2 separate regions of the Homo sapiens genome follow, and region 1 is linked to region 2. Evidence: chromatin loops called from intact Hi-C (ENCODE). Cell type or tissue: dorsolateral prefrontal cortex. All regions are shown on one strand.

Region 1 (8,000 bases), 310 kb after region 2:
GGAAGAGAACTATACAGCATTCAATCCTCTGGAGGGGGAGGTATAAAGGGAAAGAGAGTCTGGAAACTGTTTGAAGGTAAGGTAACTCTTCAGCAGGGTCTTGCATTGCACCAAAAAATAACAGAGGTACACCTTGCAATGAGCACAAAATAAGAGGCACAAGTGAGGGTGAAGTCAACCTCCCCATCTCCCATTTCTGGTGTTTACTGGCACGAGTGGGACTTTTGCTAGTCAAGGCAGTAAATGATTCTATTCTGCCAGCAGCCCCGTCCCTTCAATTGTGCTGCCAAAAATATTATTATTTTCACAGTCTAATCGGCCCACAAAAAGTTACAGTAATTCATGTTTTCCTGGTGCAGAGAGCCAAATTCCTGACTCGCCCCAGAGTTAAAAGGCACAGTGGCTTAGGGCAAAGGGCAGAATCCTTCAAATTACCAAACTGAAAGGCTTAAAACAGAATCCAAATCAGGGAATGATGCCTCCCACCCCCCTAGCTCCTCATCTCTGCCCTAAGAATGTGTTCATGTCTTCTCAGCCTCCAAAGGTCCCTTGCACTTTAAGCAAGATCATTCTTATTCCCCAATTTTTCCCCCAGCTCTGCTCAAATATGTAAGCATACAATGACTGTTTGGCTGCCTCATCACTGTCAAATGACACTAGACCAGTTGTGATTTTCTTCTTTCTGCTCATCTGTCTCTTCTCATTTTCTTGACAATAAACATGTATGGTGTGTAATCAATTTTTTTAATTTAGTTTTTTTTTAAACAACACTAGGCATCTATCAGAAGGAAAATGAGAATACCACCCTAGCAAATTATACCATTGCCCCCATTTTGCCCGTCCATGGGGGATTAAAGAAATATACTCCCTAAAGGACACAAGTAGCTGCCAATGATTCGCTGAGTCAGATTCAAGAAGCTTTGGAAGGAGTAGTTCAATCTAGTGGCCTTCTCCCCACTCCTTCTGAGCTTCCTGCACAGTCTGGGGAGAGAAAGGTTAATTCCACACTGTGATTGAGGTTTATCAAATATATCAGACTTTCCTCAAACAGTTTTGGAAATGGCCAAGTAATGGAATGACCTTGCCAAGCTCTTTCCCACTGAATTTCGGAGCCTGTGTGTATTTTGATGGAAATATAATCCATATGTTTGCTTCATTTATACATCCTCATCCACACAGCTCTAAGAGCTAGCTGATTGATGTCCAGGGGCTCTTAGAGACTTTTTGGAGAATTTTTTCCTCAAAAAGGAGGAAGCTGACTTCACTGGCAGCAGTAGGAGCTTGCCTGCCAAACATCTGGGAGTGAGTCAAGACACAGAAGCCAAAGGTCTGGAGAAGAAGATGAAAGATCAGGTATCATCCTTCTCCAGGAATAAGGCTCGTGGCTTTTTTCTGTATCCAGTACTGATTGCTATGGTTCAAATGTCCCCTCCAAAACCTCATGTCAAAATTGAATTGCCATTCCAACAGTATTAAGAGTTGGGACATTTAAGAGATCATTAGGTCATGAGGCCTCTGCCCTCACGGATGGATTAATGCAGTTTCCACAGGGGCAGGTTAGTTATCACAGGAGCGTTCTCGAATAAAAGGATGAGTTTCCTCTCCATCACATGTGCACGCTTCCTCACCACGTGAGGCTTTCTGCCACATTATGATGCCACAAGAAGGCCCTCATCAGATGGCCAAGCAGGTGCCACCACCATGCCCTTTGACTTCCAGCCTCTAGACCCATGAGCTAAATAAATGTCTTTTCTTTATAAATTACCCAGTCTGTGGTATTCTGTTACAGCAGCAGAAAATAGACTGTAATACTTAATAAGCGCCTACTATTTACAGGTGCAGTGTTGCTGTGGGGAGCAGAAAAGCTACAAAAATGATTCTCATCTGTGGATTCTCTCCTCAAGGAGCTACCTAGCAGTTACACTGGGGGCAGCAACCTTTCCGTAAAAGGGCAGATAGTAAATAATGTGGCTTTACTGGCCTGGCGGTCTCTGTGGCAACTCCCCAACTCTGCCAGCAAAGCGTGAAAGTTGTCATAGACAATACGTGAACAAAAGAGGATGCCTATGTTTCAATCAAACTTAATTCACAAACACAGGGCTGGGGCAGATTGGCCCACAGACCATAGTGTACCAATCGCTAGTCCAGCTGGAACCATGTGAAATTGTTGGCATTTGATTGTTCCCTACCTCCACAAACAGCAATTTCTTACGGTTTCACCTAATGGTTAGGGAGAGTAAATAAAGTCAGACAACTAATATGAAGAAGAAAGTACACGAGGCCATGATCATGGTAGAGATGATGTTGTTTGTCTGATGCTTCCGAAATGCAGCGAGCTCATGTTTCTAGCCAGGTGACCTCAAACTCATCTCTCTTCCCTACCCTGCCCTAAGTGCGCCACATGGGCCTCCATTTCCAGTGTGAAAGTACAACCACTGGTTCTGCTAAAGTTGCATTAAAACCTAAAATACTTTGTAGGTTTTAATGGTATTCATGGCAGGGAGGAGGATTGACATGGTTGAAGGTGTTTGAGAAGCACAGGAGTAACTGATATCAACCAGGATGGATTCTTGCAGGTCTTACCAAAGCCTTTGACATGATCATCTTCAGAATCTAGGACATCTAAAGAAGGAGATGGAACATGAAGTATTTCCCCAACTGATTTGTTCGAGAAGACCTTTGTTTATGAAAAGCATCCCTCCAGATTGTGGTTCTGTGAGCTATACCATAGGAAATTCTGAACTTTATGTTTCTAAAGAGAACAGTCTTCTCTCATGGCAGACCCTGTTTCTAGGGCCCACGTGATTCTCACGTGACTCTATTAACAAAGTCGGAGTGGGAAAAGATGGTAAGACAAAGATTCTGCCATCAGCCTGACATCTACCCTGGGGAGGAAGGTTTGACCGAGGATGATCCCAGAAGCAGCACTGATTAGATAGCTGCCACTTTCCATTTTCTGCTTTAAGGGATGTAACTTGACACCCAGACTTGAACCTTTCTGGGAGAATTCATGTAATGACATTATGACATCTTGTGGCCACTTAGAGGAACCCACAGTATTCCCACTAGATTTCAATCCTGAAGGACAAAAGCCCCCATTAAAAGACCACCAGCCAATGGAGTCCCAGGAGGACATCTCCCCTTTTCCTGCTCTGTCTTGGCCCACAGGATAAGTTTCTACCAGTTAGTCTCTTGCAATTCGTAGTGTGGTCTTTGTACCAGCAGGACTAGAAGCATCAGCACCAATGCAAATTCTTCAGCCACCCCAAAGCAACAGAGTCAGAATCAGCATTTTAATAAGAGCCCGAGTGAGTGGAATACGCAGTAAAGCTTGAAGAGTGTTGCTTTGGTCTACCTTTCTTTGTGGGTAAATGCCAAGTTTTGCTTCTTTTTTCAGTATTAGGGGAAAGGCAAGCATCAGACGTGGGCAAGCAGAACGTTAAGCTAGAAGCTCTGCTCTGTGGTTTGAACTATGTCACTGTTTCTAGGAATTTACAAGGACCCAAGAACAAGGCCAATAATTTTGTTTGGCTGTTTTTCCTAGTATTTATTGGATATTTTTGCCAGATCACATGTTAAGCATGCTCCATGCACTCTCTCACTTAACTCCCACAGACTTTGAAGTAGAAACTATTACTAGCCCCACTTTCTAGAGGAGGAGACTAAGTCTAAGAGAGGAAGCGAACTTCCAGCTAACCACGTAGATGGTGATCTCTGCTCAGTCCTCAAAACTCACTAGAGTCAGGGGGAGAAAATAAAAAAGCTATAAACAAATAAGACATAAACAGGAGAGGGAACAACAGCAAATAGGAAATGTCAAGAAGTTTACGGGGATGGAGAATGGACAGAAAAGGACAGCCGATTTGGATCTTGGCTTTCTCCTCTCTAATAAGTGCCTGCAGAGACAGCAGCAAATAAGGAGAGATCATGCAGTGCTGAATCTTGGAAGCTTCTGGAACTGGAGGTACCAGGTACCTCTGGAGGCAGGCTGGGAAGGGTGGTTGAAAGTCATTACAAGCTTAACCACTCCCTTCCCCTATCTTCTCCCCAGGCCCACATTACCAGGCAAGTGCCCCAGCTCTGCAGCTGCAAATGCGTAGCTGACTCTCAGCAGATGCTATGCCAAGGATGCTGGTTTAGGGGACACCAGACCCTACTAAGGATAGGAATGAGGAACTGTACTGAAAACAGGGGAGTAAATGAGCGTCAGTCCATTGAAGAGTGAGGCTCAGACCCTTATCTCCAACTCAGCTCCACAGTGCCATCCTCTAGCTCCTCAGCATCCCGTGACTATGGCCCCCAACACACACACACACACACACACACACACACACACACACACACACACACACACTGTCAACCCCAAGCAGACCCTTAGATGCTTCTTCCCCAGGGAGGCTGGCTGAGCCAAAAGCAAAGACCCAAGGAATTTGATATTTGGGGACTGTATTAGTCTTTTCTCATGCCGCTGATAAAGGCATACCTGAGACTGGGTAATTTATAAAGAAGAAGAGATTTAATGGACTCAGTTCCACATGGCTGGAGAGGCCTCACAATCATGGCGGAAGGTGAAAGCCACATCTTACATAGTGGCAGACAAACAGGGAATGAGAATCAAGCAAAAGGGGTTTCCCCTTATAAAACCATCAGATCTCATGAGATTTACTCCTACCATGAGAACACTATGGGGGAAACCACCCCCATGATTCAATTACCTCCCACCAGGTCCCTCCCACAACACGTGGGAATTATGGGAGCTACAATTCAAGGTGAGACTTGGGTGGGGACACAGCCAAACCATATCAGGGACTCTTTGGAAAAAATGCCCACCCACAGGTTTTTCAGACAACTGCATCCCCCTAGACATGTGAACAGTATTTCCACCTTCACAGAAACCAAAACAGACTAAAAGGGAGAAACAGAGAAGCAGAAGAAGGTTTTCAAAAACATCCTCCGGGCGGGTGTGGTGGCTCACGCCTATAATCCCAGCACTTTGGGAGGCCGAGGGGGGTGGATCACAAGGTCAAGACATCGAGACCATCCTGGCCAACATGGTGAAACCCCGTCTCTACTAAAAATACAAAAACAAGTTGGGTGTAGTGGTGTGCACCTGTAGCTACTCGGGAGGCTGAGGCAGGAGAATCACTTGAACCCGGGAGGCGGAGGTTGCAGTGAGCCGAGATTGCACCACTGCACTCCAACCTGGTGACAGAGCGAGACTCCGTCTCAAAAAAAAAAAAATTCCTCAGAAAGAAAAGATAACATATCCTTTAAACAAGAACAGGATACTCTCAGAGACTAATAGAACTGAGCAGGAGAGTCTGGAAATTAAAAACAAGTAGCTGCTGGGTGCAGTGGCTCACGCCTGTAATCCCAGCACTTTGGGAGGCTAAGGCAGGTGGATCACCTGAGATCAGGAGTTCAAGATCAGCCTGACCAACATGGTGAAACCCATCTCTACTAAAAATACAAAAATTAGTCAGGCTTGGTGGTGCAATCCTATAATCCCAGCTACTCGGGAGGCTGAGGCAAGAGAATCACTTGAACCTGGGAGGCGGAGGTTGCAGTGAGCCAAGATTTTGCCACTGCACTCCAGCCTGGGTGACAGAGCAAGACTCCGTCTCAAAAAAATAATAATAACAAAAATAAAAACAAGTAGGTAACCAAAGCAAGACAGCAATGGGGTTGTGCATTCCAGCCCCTGTTTCTTTGTTTCTTCCCCACTCCTGTTTAACAACTGCTCCTCCCAGTCTCCCTCTCAATGTTGTCATCAGTCACCCACTTACAAAGCCCTAGGAGAACGCTATGGGCCGAATTTTTCTCCAAAAATTCACACGGTGAAGTCTTAACTCCCAGTACTTCAGAATGTTTCTGTATTTAGACATAGGGTCTTTAAAGAGGTAGTAAGATTAAATGAGGTCAAATAAGTGGGCCCTAAAGCACGTGACTGTCCGCACTTGGAGATAGGGCCTTCAAAGTAGGGCAGGCCCTAATCCACCTAATCCAATCTGACCAGTGTCCTTATAAGAAAAGGAAAATTGAATGCAGGATGAGAAGGCAGGGGTGCATGCACACAGAGGGGAGATCATGTGAGGACACAGTGAGAAGGTGGCCGAATGCAAGCCAAGATGAGAGGCCTCAAAATGAAACCAAACCTGCAGGCACCTTACTTGGACTTCTGGCCTCCAGAATCATGAGAAATACATTTCTGTTGTGTCAGCCACCCAGTCTATGGCATTTTGTGATAGTAGCCCTAGCACACTAATACAGAGGACTGTATTGTTCAATTAAGGGTGAATTTTCTTGTTGCAGGAGTTGAGAAACAAACCAACCAATCAGAGAACTGACCCTGAAAGAGTAAATCTTTTCCCAGAGAACAGGACTCTCTAGGCATGAGTGAGATACAAATAGTCTTTTCTGCCTCCTCTTCTTCCCAAGAACTGATAAGGTTGAAAGAAAAGAACTCATCCAGGGAGAGAGGGAGTAAAGGATTCTGCTACAACAGCGACACACCAGCATCATCCTGGGAGACCACCTGCTGATGGCCCAGGCCCAGATGTGAGCTCTTCCCAGGCCTGGACACCCCTACTCCCACCTGCTCACCCTCACTAAGCCACAGGTTCTTTCCCATCTTATAACTGCTCCCTGGAACATTCGGCAGCCAGAGTTAGCTAATCCAATCAGTTTAAAGGCGTTTTGCATAAGCCTGATCATAACCCTCACCTGAGCAGTGTTAAAATAAGCAGGCTCCCTGGATCCTCCCCTGGAGATTCTGATTCAGTGGGTTATTTTGAACACATTGTCCAGAAAATTCCAGTGGAGGTGCATTCGGAAAACATTAGACTAATGCCGCTTAGCAGGATGGCCTCTTTTCTGGAACCAGGGCCTTTGAATGGTGGGGCTCTTTGAAACCCATGAGAGTGCCTCTGCAGCACTGCTCTCTGAGTGACCCTGATGTGTGACCCCTGACAGAGCCATTCAGATGAAGGCTAGCGTGGATATATGGTGACCTCCCTGGGCCAGCCTAAGCCACCCTCAGCAAGGACTAAGGAATGGAAATTCCAGGATGCTGGCTGTAGTCACATGGAAAGCAGTACTTTCTGACCATCAGAGCCACTGTGAAACAACAGAATGTGGCCCTTGGGAGGAAGGGAGTTCCCCATACTTGGAGAAACCCAATGATCAAAGGATGAGCTTTGTCAAAGGAAATTGTACCTTTTACTTGACTCAGATGCCCGATAGATGCTTCCTGGAAGGACAAGAGGGTTGTTTAGAGCCTCACTACTCAAAGTGCGGACCACAGGCCAGCAGCATGAGCCTCACTAGGAGCTTTTAAAGACCTCTAACATCAACTTCATGTCCTAAAATTCCAGCCACCTTGATTCAAGGTTAGGCCCTGGCATAAAGACCCTTAAAATCTCCCCAGTTTATTCTAATGTAAAGCCAGGATTAAAAGCCAGAGAGAGCCAGAGACCCCAAGGGTACCATCTAACTAAGATAACAAGAATCTCTGGCTGGGCTGGTGGGGAATAAACTTGTGAGAGAAGGGAAGAAACATTTGTGAAAAGCTGCAGTCTCTTTTTCACTTTCTTTTCTGCTTACTTCAGCAGGAATTTGTCTCCCAGCTGCCAAAAGCAAAATGACTCAGAGAAGTGACATGACCTGCTCAAGGTCACTCCGTGGATGATGCAAGACTAGCAGGCAAGAATATCTTTGGATTCCTGCTCCGGGGCGTGACGACATCCCGGGCCACTGGGGTGGGGCTGCAAAGTATTAAAAAAAAGGAAGAAGACAAGTTTCCCACCCCTAGATACAGCCTGGCAGTTAAAGCAAGTCAAAATCAAAGTACAGCAGACATAGACATTGTAATAAACTTGTCTTGAGTGCTTACGCGTATATGCTAACCACTGCATTTTCTTTATGTGTGTCACATCATTTCATCTCTGGAACAATCTCATGAGAGACTGTTAGGTCCTATTATTAACTCATGTTTTACTCAT
Region 2 (8,000 bases):
TTCCTTCCTTCCTCCCTCTGCCATCACTGAGCTTACCTTTGTATGGGGAAACAGAAATTAAACAAATAATCACACAAGTCTATAACTAAAAACTGCAATTTGTGCTCAAATTGGGAAAACTTTGCTTTCCAGGGAAACCTGGTATCTTTGGAAAGAAGAAGGAAGATTTATCTGAAGAAATTCTGAGAGTGAAAAGGTGCGGGTATAAGGGAGAAACAGGAGAATGTTCTAGAGATCTACAGTAAGTGCAAAGGCCCTGAGCCACGAGGGAGCTTAGTGCTTACAAGGAGCCTAAAGGGCACTGGTGCCAGTGGAGGCTGTGGGAGATGGCAGAGTGTGAGGCATAGATCTTAAAAGTAATTGGAAGACTTTCCCGTATGCTGCTGCTAGACTAATCATAATGCCTGGGTCTGATTTTGTTGCTTTCTTGACCCAAATTTTTAGTTGTTCTTATGATCCATTACAGTGGTTCTCAAGGAGAGAGAATTATGCAGGTGTAGGGGGTGTTTTGCATTTCACAATGATAAAGATGTGCTACTGGCATTTGGTGGAGTAGGGATGGGGTTACAGAGCATAAGACAGTCTGTAATATGTGGGATTGTCCCACATTATGGATTTTTATTCTACATCCCATGTAATTTTTGTTTGTTTGCTTTGTTTTGTTTTTTTTTTTTGAGACACAGTCTCGCTCTGTCACCCAGGCTGGAGGTCAGTGATGTGATCTCAGCTCACCGCAACCTCTGCCTCCCGGGTTCAAGTGATTCTCATGCCTCAGCCTCCAGAGTAGCTGGGATTACAGATGCGTACCACTACGCCCGGCTAATTTTGTATTTTCAGTAGAGTCAGGGTTTTGCCATTTTGGCCAGGCTGGTCTCGAACTCCTGACCTCAGGTGATCCGCCTGCCTCTGCCTCCCAAAGTGCTGTGATTACAGGTGTGAGCCACTGCACTCGGCCCATCCCATGTAATTTTGAGTAGACTGAATGTTCCTGAAAACCCTATTGCAAGTTATCTGAGCTATGGTGGTTTTAGTATATGTCTGCAAGTTTGTTGATACCTCTTCCTTCAAGGCATGGAGCCTAATTCCCCTCTCCTTGAATGCAGACCAGACTTAAAGACTCTCTTCTAAGGAAAAGAATGTGGTAGAAGTGATGCTATGTGACTTTTGAGGCTAGGTTGTAAAAGGAAGAGCTTCGGTTTGTCCCTCTCTCTGGGATTGCTCACTCTGGAGGAAGCCAGCTGCCATGGTGTGAGGACACTCAAGCAGCCCTGTGGGGAAATTTCACAGGGAGAGAGGCATCCTACCAACAGCCAGCACCAACTTGCCAGTTGTGTAGATAAGCCACCTTGAAAGTAGGTCTTGCAGCCCCAGCGAAGCCATCAGATTATTCTAGACTTCAGCCTTTGAGTATTCCAGCTATGGCCCTGGACATCACAGAGTCAAGCTCTGTGTCCTGTTCCCTGTCTGAATTCTCCAGCTACATACTAGCACAATGTTTTTTTTTTTTTGCATGGGATCTTAATATGTATTATAGATTCTAGAAACACAGTGACTGTAAATCAATGGATAGTTGCACTTAGTTATGTTTGAACCTTTGCCAAAAGTTTTTCTCCGCTTCAAAAATAACATTGCCAATAGCAAATCTCCTTAAGGTATTAGAGTCACCGAAGCAATACGCCTGTTAACAGTCTACAGTTGCAGCTCTCGCCACCACAGTGATTCCTCGTGTGTGAATATTCAGCTGAATATTGCCTTACATTTTTTATATTCAAATTTTTCCATTATGAGTTGCAAACATCTGACTACTTCATTATATCTCCTAATAAATCCAGGCCTATGCATATGATATTGTAAATGACATTTCTTTCTTTTTTAGACTAGACTTGGGCCATTATACTTATTTTTTAAAATTATGCGAGTAGGTGGGTTATATTGAAAAGATGAATTTCATTTCAGGGTGGTAAAGGGGCATTATAAGATATTCATCAAGAAAAAGAAGGTGAGACATGACCAACTGCTAGTGAATATTTTATTGACTTAGGAAATGAAGATCAGTTGTTCTCTTGCCCCTCAGCAACCTTCCAGCATGATTCTTCACTGTTTCATTACGTAAGCCATCTTCTCTAGTTCAAAATGGGCCTTCTCACTATTCCCCAAACAGACTCAGCACATTTCTGTCTTAGGGTCTGCCATTTCCTTACATGAATTCCATCTCTTTTCTTTTTTGTCTTTCAAAATCCACCGATCTCTGATTTAAGTGTTCCTTCAACAAATAAAGACAGTGTGCCCCTGGAGGCCAGACCCTGTGCTGTGTCCGAAGTCTCCTGTGAAGAGACACAGGCCTTGGTGTTTCCCCAGAGCCTCCGGTCTGTCCAGGAATCTGACCCTATGCAATTACAGTGAAGCTTGATAGTGGGAAATACTGAATGCCCACATAGAGTTGGCACCGAGGGAGCTTCATGCAAGTGAAAAACCTGTTTTGAGTTCTCTGTGCTGAGTGCTCTGTGCTGTGTGCTGTAGTGTATTTTGAAATATGTCTGCAGAGAGCACAGTGGTCCCCGCCTAGTCCTGAAGAGGGTGAGTGACAGGTAGGCTGGAAGACCACCCGATGCCGAAAACCTCTCCTCTTTCCAGCCTGAATAGCTCCTTAGCTTTTAATGTTCATTTTGCATGCACTTTGCCTACTTCCTACAAATTATATTGTAGGGCTTTGCGATTAGGCACTTCCATTATCTCCCCATCTCTTGGAGCGTCCCTCTAGAAAAGGTAGTCTTGGGAACTGAAGTAGGCCTGGAAAACTGGAGAATTAGACCTGGTTTCTCTCTGGTGGCTGCCACATGTTAAAACTGGTGAATCAAGAGAGAACACAGAGTCTGTGTGACCTGGTTGCAGGTAACGGAGGCCACTTGGATAAAGACTGCGGTCTCTTTCCCAGAGGTCTCCCTGCAGCTCACCTGGTTGTAACAGCTGACAGGGTCTGACTGCCCTCTGCCAGCACGCAAGGCTCATTTATGTGTGCCCAGCACGGTGGTGTGGCCTGCAGCCCCTTCTCTCAGCACTGACTCCATTTGCATTCCTCATTACTGACCAGACTTTGAAAACCACACACGTTCATAACACATGCACACACAGCCCGTAGGATCAACCTCTCAGGGATGCGCTCAAAAACATGCTCCAAGAAACAGCCTGAAGGAGACACTGCTGAATTTTTGTCACGTTGTGAGAAAACAGATTTTCTAGAAGCACCAAGCAAGGGGAAGGTCCCTGCCCCCCATAGTTCTTTCCAGAGCAGCCTGGAATTTGGAGGGCAGCCAAACAGATGGCAGTTTCTGGCCACTTGAGGGCACTCTGGAATTCTGAGACCAGCAGGGAGCTGATGTGTTGGGCTTTTTTTTTCTTTTTTACCAGAAATGCAATCCCAGCTAGCCATCAGCAGACAATCTAGAAATTAATCCTCAAAAAGGAAGCGGTGACAAATGGGTTTTATAATGAGGACTTGAAGCCAGGCAGGGCAGAGGGCAGGCGCATCAGAGGTAAAGCAAAGGACTGCAAGTTTCACCGCAGGTGGGAAACAGTCAGCCTGGGTTTTGTTTGCCATTGCTCAGAAGAAAGAGTTCAGTTAACCCAGTGGTTCTGAACCGGGGGCGATTTGTTGCCCCACAGGGGACATTTGGCAATGTCTGGAAACATATTTGATTATCACAATGGGATGTGTGTGTGTGTGTGTGTGTGTGTTAGTTGCATCTAGTGAGCAAAAGCCAGAGATGCTACTAAACATCACACAGCGCACAGAGCAGCACCCCCAACCCTGGGAGCAAAGAATCCTGTGGTCCTGATGCCCAGGTTGAGAAACCCTGAGTTAACACAACAGCAGTTTTAAGCCCTGCCTGCTCAGTGAGCAGGAGGTCTGCATTCCAGTTCTTTCCACAGTTTCTAGCCTGTGCTGAGCTGAATGGTTTCCCAGGAAGTGGTCTAGTTTTGCAGATGCTGTCACGATTCATAGAGGAAAAAAAATTAAAAATCAACCTGGGATTTTTACTTAACCCCACCCCACCCCCACCCCAAATCCTAGGTGGGGGTTTCCCTTCTAGCAGACCCGGGGATGAAGATTGTAGTCCAAGTAGTTTATTTGGAAAGGAACCCCAGGAAATACTCATGAGGGATTGGGGGAAGTGAGGCAGGGAAGGGAAGGATGCCAGTCTGAGATGTGCCCTCCAGTAAGTAACCACTGTGGGCAACAGGGGCATGATCCTGCTGAAGTGTCCTGGGAGCCAGTGTGTAACACGCACCTGTGCTGCAGCTGTCATCAGCCATTGGCTGAGGGCTGTAGGGTAGGATGGGATGGGGAAAAGACCCTGGGGCATGCGTTCTCTGGTATTGCAGCTCGCCTTGTTAGCAGAGGGAGGGGTTCTAGCTGTTCCAGAATGCCCTCAGCAGTGGATAAGTGCTGGCCAAGGCTAGAATACTAAGGCCTGAGGAACTATGAGGGGACAGATGGCCTCTACTCTATCCTCCACCACCTCAAGGAGTGTCCCAAGTCCTATAAAGACCCACTAGTCCTCTGTTTCAGTACAACAGCTCCCTCTTTTGACTGTGCTAGGATGCACCACGGTCACTTAATAAAGGACAAGTGGACAGTAGCAATGCCACAGTGAGGACTCTAGTGTCTTGGTCCCTCAGGCAGACACCCTGTAGCATTAGCCAGTGGCAGATTGGACTACAGTGTGTACGGATCACAGGAGGAAACGTCAGCATCAGGGCTCCTGGCAGGAGCCAAGGTGAGGCATTTGGAGTTGACAGGACTCTACAAAGTCTATGTCTACCCACCTTTAATGTGTATAGGAATCAATCCCCCAGCGCCTTATGAAAAGGCAGACTTGCAGCCCAGCCAACATGGTGAGACCTTGTCTCTACTAAAAATACAAAAATTAGCTGGGCGTGGTGGCATGCGCCTGTAATCCCAGCTACTCAGGAGGCCGAGGCAGGAGAATCGCTTGAACCTGGGAGGTGGAGGTTGCAGTGAGCCAAGATCACGCTCCTGCACTCCAGGTTGGGTGACAGAGCAAGACCCTGTCTCAAAAAAAAAAAAAAAAAAAAAAAAAAAAAAAGGATAAAAGGAAAAGAAAAGGCAGACTTGGATTCAATGGGCCTAGGGTGGCTGTACTGGACTGTTCTTGGATTGCTATAAGGAAATACCGAGACTGGGTAATTTGTAAAGAAAAGAGGTTTAATTGACTCGTGGCTCTGCAGGCTGTGTAGGAAGCATGGTGCAGGCATCTGCTTCTGGTGAGGCCTCAGGGAGCTTTTACTCACGGTGGAAGGCAAAGCTGGAGCAGGCTCGTCACATGGTGAGAATAGGAGCAAGAGAGCGCGGGTAGGGTGGTGCTACATGCTTTTAAACAAGCGGATCTGTGTGGACACAGAGCAAAAGCTCACTCATCATCATCACCAAGGAGATGATGCTAATCCATAAATGAGGGATCTGCCTCCATGTTCCAAACACCTCTGTATTTGTCCATCCTCACACTGCTGATAAAGACATACCTGAGACTGGGTATTTTATAAAGAAAAAGAGGCTCAATGGACTCATAGTTACACATAGCTGGGGAGGCCTCACAATCATGGCAGAAGGTGAAAGGTGCATCTTACACGGCAGCAGGCAAGAGAGAATGAACACCAAGTGAAAGGGGTTTCCCCTTATAAAACCATCAGATCTGGTGAGACTTATTCCCACCACCACGAGAACAGTATAGGGGAAACTGTCCCCATGGTTCAATTATCTCCCACAACAGTGGGAATTATGGGAGCTACAGTTCAAGATGAGATTTGGGTGGGGACACAGGCAAACCGTATCAACCTCTTACCAGGCCCCAACCTCCAACACTGGGGATTACATGTCAACTTGAGATTTGGAGGGGACACAGGTCCAAACCATATCAGCAGGGCCTGAGACCCTGTATTTCTAACAGACTTCCAGATGATGTCCTTGCTTCTGTCAGCTGAACCAGGAGAGGAGGCCGTGGTGCAGCCAGCAACCTATCTCTGTAAGCATCCCTGAGAAACTGCCTAAGGAGATCTCAGAAGAAAGGGAATGGCAACTCTAAGTCTGCAGTAAGAGACATGATGTGATTTCTCTTCTCATTCTATGCAGGCTGTCATACCTAATTTCCTTTTGTTTTTCCTCAAAGGACCTTCCTCTCCTCACCAATTTATAGGCTGTGGGTCTCAAGAAACCTGGATCTTCCCTGTCTGAAAGCATTTGAGAGGGCTGGGATTTAGCTCTGAGAGTCTGGGCCCCAAACATTTTGATATGTGTATCAAGAGTTCTGCAACTTTCAGCTTCCATTTCCTGCTCCCTGATCTCAGGCAGCTTTCACAGTTAGATGCTAAGTGAAACAAGAGAGGAAAGAAGAAAACCGAAGAAGGGCAGCTCATAGGTTAGGTCACAGACAGTGTGAAGCCTAGTGTGCAGGCCAGTGAGTCAAGTGTGGAAGGATGTCAGTGTCTAGACAATTTCCATTCATTTGCACAGCAAACCTTTATCGCACATTTATATGTCAGGCATTGTTCTAGGTGGTAGGGTTAAGATATTGAACAAAAGAAACAAAATCCTTGCCTTCAAAGAGTTGACATCTGAGAAATACAAGTAAATTCTAAGCCCCTCAACTGACTGAACGGACCCCCTCTTGGCCAAAGGGACCTCTGAGAAACCTTGAAAACTGAGTTCCCAGCATGATAGGAGGTTGGACATGCCTTATTTTACCCCTTCCCTTGCTAACCATCATTAGGCTTGCTTTCTTAAGAGTTAACCAGAGAGTGGTGGGGTGGAAGGGGAGGGAGAGCATTAGGACATATACCTAATGCATGTGGGGCTTAAAGCCTAGATGATGGCACATGTATATCTCTGTAACAAACCTGTACTTTCTGCACACGTATCCCAGAACTTAAAGTAGAATTAAACAAAAGTGATTTATAGACTACCGTGACAGTATTACAGTATTCTGAATTTGACTATGTATTTACTTTTACTAATAAGATTTATACTTTCATATGTTTTCATGTTGTTACTTCAGCATCTTTTTATTTCCACTCAAAAAAACTCCTTTTAGCATTTCTTATAAGGCAGGTTTAGTGGTGATAAGCTCCCTCAGCCATTTTAAAAATAAATTTTATCATTTATACTTGAGGTTTACAACATACATGTAGATAGTAAAATGGTTACTACAGTGAAGCAAATTAACATGTTTATCCTTTCACATAGTTACACTTTTTGTAACAAGAACAGCTAAAATCTATTTAACAAAAATCACGAATTCAATACAATTTTATTAACTACAGTCCTCAAATTGTTCATTAGACCTCTCGACTTGTTTACTCTGCATATCTGCTACTTTGTATTTTTGATTTACATCTCCCCCTTTCCACTGTTTTATTCTCTATATCTGTGCATTTGACCTTTTTTGTTTTTAGATTCCACATTAAAGTGAGATGCAATTTAAAAAAAAAAAAAGAGTTAACCAGAAACCAGCACTTTCAAAAGACTTGCTCTACCTCCAATTTAAACCACTGACTAGCTTCTCTTCCTGATAAGAGACTACCGATCATGGACTGGTTCTGGCTGGGTTACAGGGACTGTATACAGGATGCCTCTGTGTCCTCTGTTTACACCTTTTGACATATAGGGCTGAATTTTCATGCATTTAAATGTCAAGTCTCTATCTCAAAGTGAACATGGGATGTATATAACATGCATGTTTGCTTACTACACCGTCATGCGCATTCATAGCCCCTCCTATAGTCTGTTAAACATATCTACTTAACCAACCCTTTTGGCATAAAGTCCAAATTCAGTACCCTGCTTTTGGTTTCTGCTCAAGGCTATACTTCCCAGCCTGCAGGCTGCAACCCTTTATAAGGAATAAAGCTGAGTAGGGGGTACAAGATGGGTGGGAGTGTGGAGTTGCAATTAAAATAAGATGGTCAGGGAAGACCTCATTAGG

The links. Peaks named below come from ENCODE experiments on the same cell type or tissue, not always from the same donor. Only the 100,000 strongest peaks of a DNase experiment are listed, where the experiment ranks them.
Region 1: a loop joins it to region 2, with 3 times the contacts of the local background. A loop is called at or near these places in 45 of 110 quality-filtered maps.

Annotation. Positions count from the first base shown.
Region 1 is chr3:72,262,518-72,270,517 of GRCh38, forward strand. No RefSeq gene overlaps it. Among named protein-coding and RNA genes, the nearest start is that of LINC00870, 120 kb to the left of the region's middle. RefSeq lists enhancers at 3,482-3,591, 4,447-4,516, 6,491-7,690, 7,553-7,802. In dorsolateral prefrontal cortex, a CTCF peak has its summit at 3,029 (motif pointing left); no DNase peak of the experiment used is centred here; H3K27ac peaks cover 2,334 bases.
Region 2 is chr3:71,952,326-71,960,325 of GRCh38, forward strand. No RefSeq gene overlaps it. Among named protein-coding and RNA genes, the nearest start is that of LINC00877, 140 kb to the right of the region's middle. RefSeq lists a silencer at 3,491-3,640. In dorsolateral prefrontal cortex, CTCF peaks have their summits at 3,343 (motif pointing right) and 3,544; a DNase peak (open chromatin) is centred at 3,306; H3K4me3 peaks cover 745 bases; H3K27ac peaks cover 590 bases.